Regions from separate parts of the Mus musculus genome. Here region 1 is linked to region 2. The links are chromatin contacts, found by Hi-C or POLR2A ChIA-PET in ENCODE. All regions are on one chromosome and are shown on one strand. The core of a region is the stretch at or near the end of the contact, and the rest is flanking DNA. Distances in the headings are between cores, read along the strand shown.

Region 1 (2,891 bases), core at 200-2,699, 2.4 Mb before region 2:
ATGGTGTTATTTACCAACTGTTGTCATTCCCTACTACCTGAATGATAAAATTATGCAGAATTATGCAAAAAAAAAAAAAAAACCACCCAAAAAACCCCGAAGGGGCACGCAATTGCATTTGCAGGAGCAGCACACTCTGGCCCAGCAGCCTCCTCGGCTGAACGCGAGCTCCCTCTAGCGCTCCCTCGGTCTGCGCGCCGCTCTTAGGGCCTGCGAGTTTTCTTGCATCACTTTCCTCCTCTCTCGCCACTTTCCCCCGCCCCCCCAGAGCTTTTCCAGATCACAGGCGTACTCCCGCTTACCTCTGCGGTGAGGTACTCCAGGATGGCTGCGCTGTACACAGCGGCGGTCGCGCCCACACGTCCGTGGCTGGTTGTCCTAGATTTCAGGTGTCGATGAATACGGCCCACAGGGAACTTGATTTTTATGCACACAAACAAACGAACAAACAAGAAAAAAAATGCACAAAGATAGGAAATTCGTTAAGATAAGATGTGCGCGCCAAAGCCAAGGACGGTGGTGGTGCACCAACGCGCCCCGCCAGTTAACACACATGTGATCCGACGCCCCCCCTCCCCAAACCCCAGTATTCACTGTCTCCGCAGGGCCAAGTCGCGACACATCACTCATGCTAAGATGGAACACCCATGGAGGGTGCAGACAAACAAGCAAGGGGGGTGCAAACATAAAGGCCCGGTCACCCGACTGCGGCAGTTGCTACCCACCTGCAAGCCGGCTCGCTGCGAGCGGGAAACCGCCTTTGTCTTGGCCTTTCCGGAGTCCTTTCCAGCCTTACCGCCAGCCTGCGGCGCCGCCGACGCCCGCGAGCCCGGGAGGGACGGAGAAGATAGAATTACCAAGGCGGCGCGCCCCTCCCCCACCACAGCGCGTCCTGGAGGCGAGCGAGCGCGCGCTCGGCCGCCCGCCGCCCGCCCCGCCGGGGACCCCGGGCCGCCGCTCGCCCCCCGCCCGCCCTTCTCCCCCGCCGACCCCTGCCGCGAGCCCGCCGCGGCTGCGCGCCCCCGCGCCGGCTCCCAGCCGCGCCGTGCGCGCCCCCCCAACCGTCGCCTCCCGCCTGGAGCTCCGGGGCTCCGAAAACACCTCCCCTCCGCTCGTCCCGACCCCGTCCCCGCACGCTCCCACTCGCCGCCGCCGCCGCCTCTCCCAGCCCCGGGGACGGCGGCCCCGCCCGCTCGGAGCCTGCAGCCCGCGGCCGCCCGCCGTCACTCTTCACGTTACCATCTCGGACCGTGCTGAAGCTCCGACGAGCGAGGAAGAGACGAGGCCAGGCGGACGCTCAGCGAGATCCCAGCGCCCACTCCTCCGTCGGACCGCGATTCAAACTGCGCCGTCTCCCGCCTTCCTCGCGCCCTTTATACTGCAGAATGTTCCCTCATCCGGGAACTCGGCCGGTTCGGCCCACCAATGGTTGCCTCCCGCCCTCGGGACGCGTCCTTGAGGCTCCAGCCAATGGGAGAACGCACAGCGGAGTGGCGGGGCGGGCGCTCGGGAGCTCGAGCGATGATTGGCGCGTGGGGGATGAGTTAGGGGGGGAGGAGATGCGGCGGGACGAGGACCGGGAGAAGAAGGGGCGCCGCGGCGGGAGGGCAGCAACAGAGCGCTGCGCCACCGAGCGAGTGGACGGTGGTGTCACGTGCCTGGAGGGAGGAGCTGGAAGGCTGGGGAGGAGCGCGCGCTGGCGTCCTCCCCGCTGCAGCCTCCCCCCCTCCACTCCCCCGCGGTGCTCCGGAGACCACGTGAGCTTCCCTCCCGGTCTAGCCTGGCCCCCTCGCTGACAACCGGCGCCTCTCGGTTGCCCTCTGGCCTGGCCTTTCGTGTCCGCAGATCTCGGTTTCCTTCAGAGTCCTGCCTTCTGACAGGTGGCTCGAAGGCGTCCGGCAAGAAGAGCTCAGCTCGGCCTCTACTTGGTGAACCACTTCCCTGATAAAAGTGTCACCTACCCCACCCCCGGTAGTTTTTTCATCTTCCTCCACTTCTGTCCTCACCTCTTGTTACCCCTCACCCCCCTCATCCTGTCTCATAACAACAGTGGAGCCAAGTTACCGTGGGGATAACAAGTAATTTTGTCTACACACAGGAAGCTTGGGATGAAGCGGTTTTTTATAATGAAGTCACCGGCCATATTTTTGCGAAGACTTCGCATCAATGGGATGCACCTATAGCCTAGTGTCTAAAGTTGATTTGTTGAAACATTAAAGCTATTATGTGTCAGCTTTCCTACACTAAAACATTTTGCCACATGACAAATGTTGGTAAATGTCAGTGGGGTAACTGTAACATGATTCACAAGCAGTTACAGATGGTTCATGTAATCAGTTACAAATGCTGGGCTTAAAAAAAAAAATAGACTTGTACACACGGTACTGTCCTGATGCCAGCCACTTAGACGTGCAGTTAGTAGATCTACAGCACCTGCATTTATCACTCGCTGCTTGGAGACCATAATTATCTGAGTCTTGCGAATTTCGCATTTATATTAATACGTAGCACTTTTCAATTAAACATGATTGTGTGGCCATGTGGGTGGGCGCGGGTGCTCACCTCATTACTATAGTTGTGGAAATCGGATGACAACTTGAGTGAGTGCTCTCTTTCCAGGGTTCCAGAGATAAACTCAGGTATCAGGTAGTCAACTCTCACACAGCTAGCACCCGTCGAGTTATATCACCGGTTTATACTTTTTACATAATTGAATAGTAATATGAAGAGAATATTGAAGCGTAAACTCCACATTATTAGTACTTAAGTTTGGGAGATTTTATGAAATTAGAGGAACTCTCTGATACCAGGACATTAATGCTAGAGGAGAGACTCCAAACAATATTGATTCCGAGGCTTATTGGAACTAAGGAATTGTAATGATGTCATCA
Region 2 (2,935 bases), core at 67-2,566:
TTTTTTTTTTAGATTTTTTTTTTAAATTAGGTATTTTCCTCGTTTACATTTTCAATGCTATCCCAAAGGTCCCCCATACCCACCCCCCCCCAACAGTTTACTTTTCAAACTTAAAATACCAACAAAAAAATAAAGCTGATTACAGCTCGATGTTACGTGGGCATACCAAATGCTGAATGTTACAGAACACTGATGTCAAGTTTCCAGGATACTTTTACCAGGTACTTGCTCTGGCCTTCCCTTAGCTCTAGTACTTGTGGTCTGTTTAAAGAATTTAAACGAGACACAGGATAGTGAAGACAAGAGTTTATTAAATGATAAAGTAGGGTACTCACAAAGGGGAGAAGAGACCAAAGGGAACACTATAGAGGTGAACAATTTCATGAGGTGACAGTGGATAACAGCTAAACTATGGTGTTGTGACATGTTTTTTAAGTAGGCTTTGTACTATTTAAGTCTCTTGAATAGACAATTTTCCGATTTCCTTGATAGGCCCATTTGGATGAACTCATAAAGGAGGGAGAACAGTGGTTACACCTTTATTCTTCCCAGAAAGCTCTCCTTTTCAGCACCAGATAGCAAACTTAAGATCTTTGGCTCAGTTTAGAATGTCATGTTTTCACCAAGGCCAGAGATTTTTTTTTTTTTTTGACCAGTAATCAGAGTTGCAGTTTCAGTTCCGAGGATTGTAAGCTGCAGACTGAACTTGGGGTCGGTCCATCCTCAGTGACCTTCAAGCCTGCTCATCTGACTAGCTTGCTATTCAACAGTAGGCTCCTGGGTCAAAAGCCCTTAACTCCACAGCGAATGCATTACCCTGGCTATTCTAACCTCAGCCAAGATAGGTAAGTAAAACCACTCCAATACCTTTACATTTTACAAGACGTAAGCCCCGTGTCACAGAAACTCCACAAGACAAGCGTGGTTATCCCAGCATTTGGAAGATGAAGATACTCATAGTTATCAGCCTCCTGAATGTCAGTTCAGGCTGGGTTACATGACTGTCTAAAAAAGGGGGTGGGGGGCAAACACATTTCCCCCCTTTAAAAAGAAAAGCCTTTGACTGCTTGGGCAGAACTGACTAAAGTTGCGGAGGAAAAAACAATCAGTGGGTAACTTTGGGTTTCTTTCAAAACCCGGCCACCCGCTTCCGCAGACGTCAAGGGTCGAAAGCGGACGCCCACCCCCGCAGCCGAGCCGAGGACAGGCCGGGCTCCGTACGCTGGGCGCTGCGTTGCGCTCGGCTCCGCTCCGCAGCGCGCACGTCACTCGCCGCGCGCCAATCGCGGCCCGGCGGGCCACCTCCCGCCCGAGCCCGCGAGCCCGCCGGCCGCTTCCGCTCTCACGCAAGCGCAGCAGCCGGGCAGCGGACGCCGCCGGCGGCAGGATGGTCCTGGACAGCGTGGCCCGCATCGTGAAGGTGCAGCTGCCCGCCTACCTCAAGCAGCTCCCGGTCCCCGACAGCATCACCGGGTTCGCCCGCCTCACAGGTAACCCTCCCGCCGCCGTCCCATCCTCGCGCGCCGCCCCCGTGGGGGCAGCGGTGGAGAGCGCGGCGCGGCGCGGGGCGGGCCGGGGCGGGGCGTCAGGCCTTGGCACGTGACCCGCGGCCGGCGTGCGCCTGCGCGGCGCGAGGCGGCCCCGGGAAGGGTTCCTTTCCCGGGCGACCGACCCAACGGGTTAATGCCGGGGAGTAGGTGCTGAGGTAGGAGCGACGCGGCTCGTTCCTGAACTCACTGTCGCATGCATCTTGTAAAGCACTTTCCAAGTCCTCGCTGTGTGAGGCGCCCAGCGCGTGGGGAAGAAGTACTGCCTCCACGCCATGCCCGTGTATGATGCCTGTATTAACGAAATCACCAGTGACCTCCCTTCCCGACAGCACTTGGAGGCTTGAAGTCACCTATCATGGAGGCATTTGAGGTCACCTCCATAACTACAGTTCCTGGAGCAAGTTGAGGTGCAGAAAAAGTAGCCGGATGTATTCCTAGGCTCTATGATTTTGGAGCATTGAATCTATTGTGAATTAAGGTTCTGCCTGTATGAAAAGGTTCCCGCAGCTCAGTAATAAATATCTTGACTATATGCAGAATGCAGTCAGTACTTGATAGATTGTGTTGGGTTTGGAGCATGATGGTGTAGGTTAAATTTTTCTAAACCGTGTCCGCAGACTGTATGAGATGGTGACAAAATCAGCAGTGCCTGAGGTCCCTAATATCAGCGAATGCAAACATGAATTTAGATAACTCGGAGGTGAGTAGTCTAGAGACATTTGACTTGAAATACAATAATTGGGAGACTTGGAAGAAAAAGTAATTCCGTGTACCAGAAGATGGAGTTCATACCAAATTGTTGAGGAGTATTTGGAGATGGGTGTCAGCCCCATTCCAAGGAAATTATTTTGTTTGCAGTTTGGCTTTTCCTGAGTGAGTTCCTCAAACAGATGTGCATTTGATACTCGCCCCTCCCAGGGATAAAAAGTAAAAACAAAAGAGACTCATGTGTTTATATGGATACACCTATACCATACAGACTTTAACAGAGAGATTTTTTTTTTAATTGTCACTGACAACTGCTCTGTTAACAAGTAGGTTTTAAGCTTTTAACGTGTTTAAACATTAGATCCAGTAGAGTGTATGAAAGAGATTAGAAAGCACTGTAGCTGACGAATCCACACCAAGGAAACATGCAGACACTTGAAGTAACATAAAAGTAACAAGAACAAAAAATTCCAAATCTTCTGTTCTCTATAAATATCAAAATTTCTTGGTCCTGTGCCCTTATTTTTAAAAACTGTAGCAAGTACATGACTTGACTTCCCTCCCCTGCCATTTCTTTACCTCGGCACTGTTTCGTGTAACCCTCCTGCAGGTATTCTGACAGTACTGATCTTGTCCTCTGCCTTCCTGCCCCTTTATAGCTTGAAATTTAGAGTTCT

The links. A loop is a pair of places that touch in the nucleus more often than their neighbours do. ChIA-PET counts read pairs that join two places held with the same protein, here RNA polymerase II (POLR2A).
Region 1: a loop to region 2 is called in a map of left cerebral cortex, with 5 times the contacts of the local background. The contact joins the promoter of H2az1 here to the promoter of Cisd2 in region 2. A Hi-C loop is called at or near these places in 1 of 37 maps with a recorded cell type or tissue (left cerebral cortex). POLR2A ChIA-PET finds 5 or more read pairs at or near these places in 1 of 5 experiments (embryonic stem cell).

Annotation. Positions count from the first base shown.
Region 1 is chr3:137,863,045-137,865,935 of GRCm38, reverse strand. It overlaps H2az1 (H2A.Z variant histone 1), which reads right to left and starts at 1,449. Exons shown (of 5, transcript NM_016750.3): 1 at 1,240-1,449; 2 at 726-803; 3 at 303-416. The coding sequence starts at 1,242. Gm43403 (predicted gene 43403) reads left to right here and starts at 1,610. Exons shown (of 2, transcript NR_169184.1): 1 at 1,610-1,971; 2 at 2,099-2,249.
Region 2 is chr3:135,421,814-135,424,748 of GRCm38, reverse strand. Cisd2 (CDGSH iron sulfur domain 2) reads left to right here and starts at 1,316. Exons shown (of 3, transcript NM_025902.3): 1 at 1,316-1,490. The coding sequence starts at 1,388.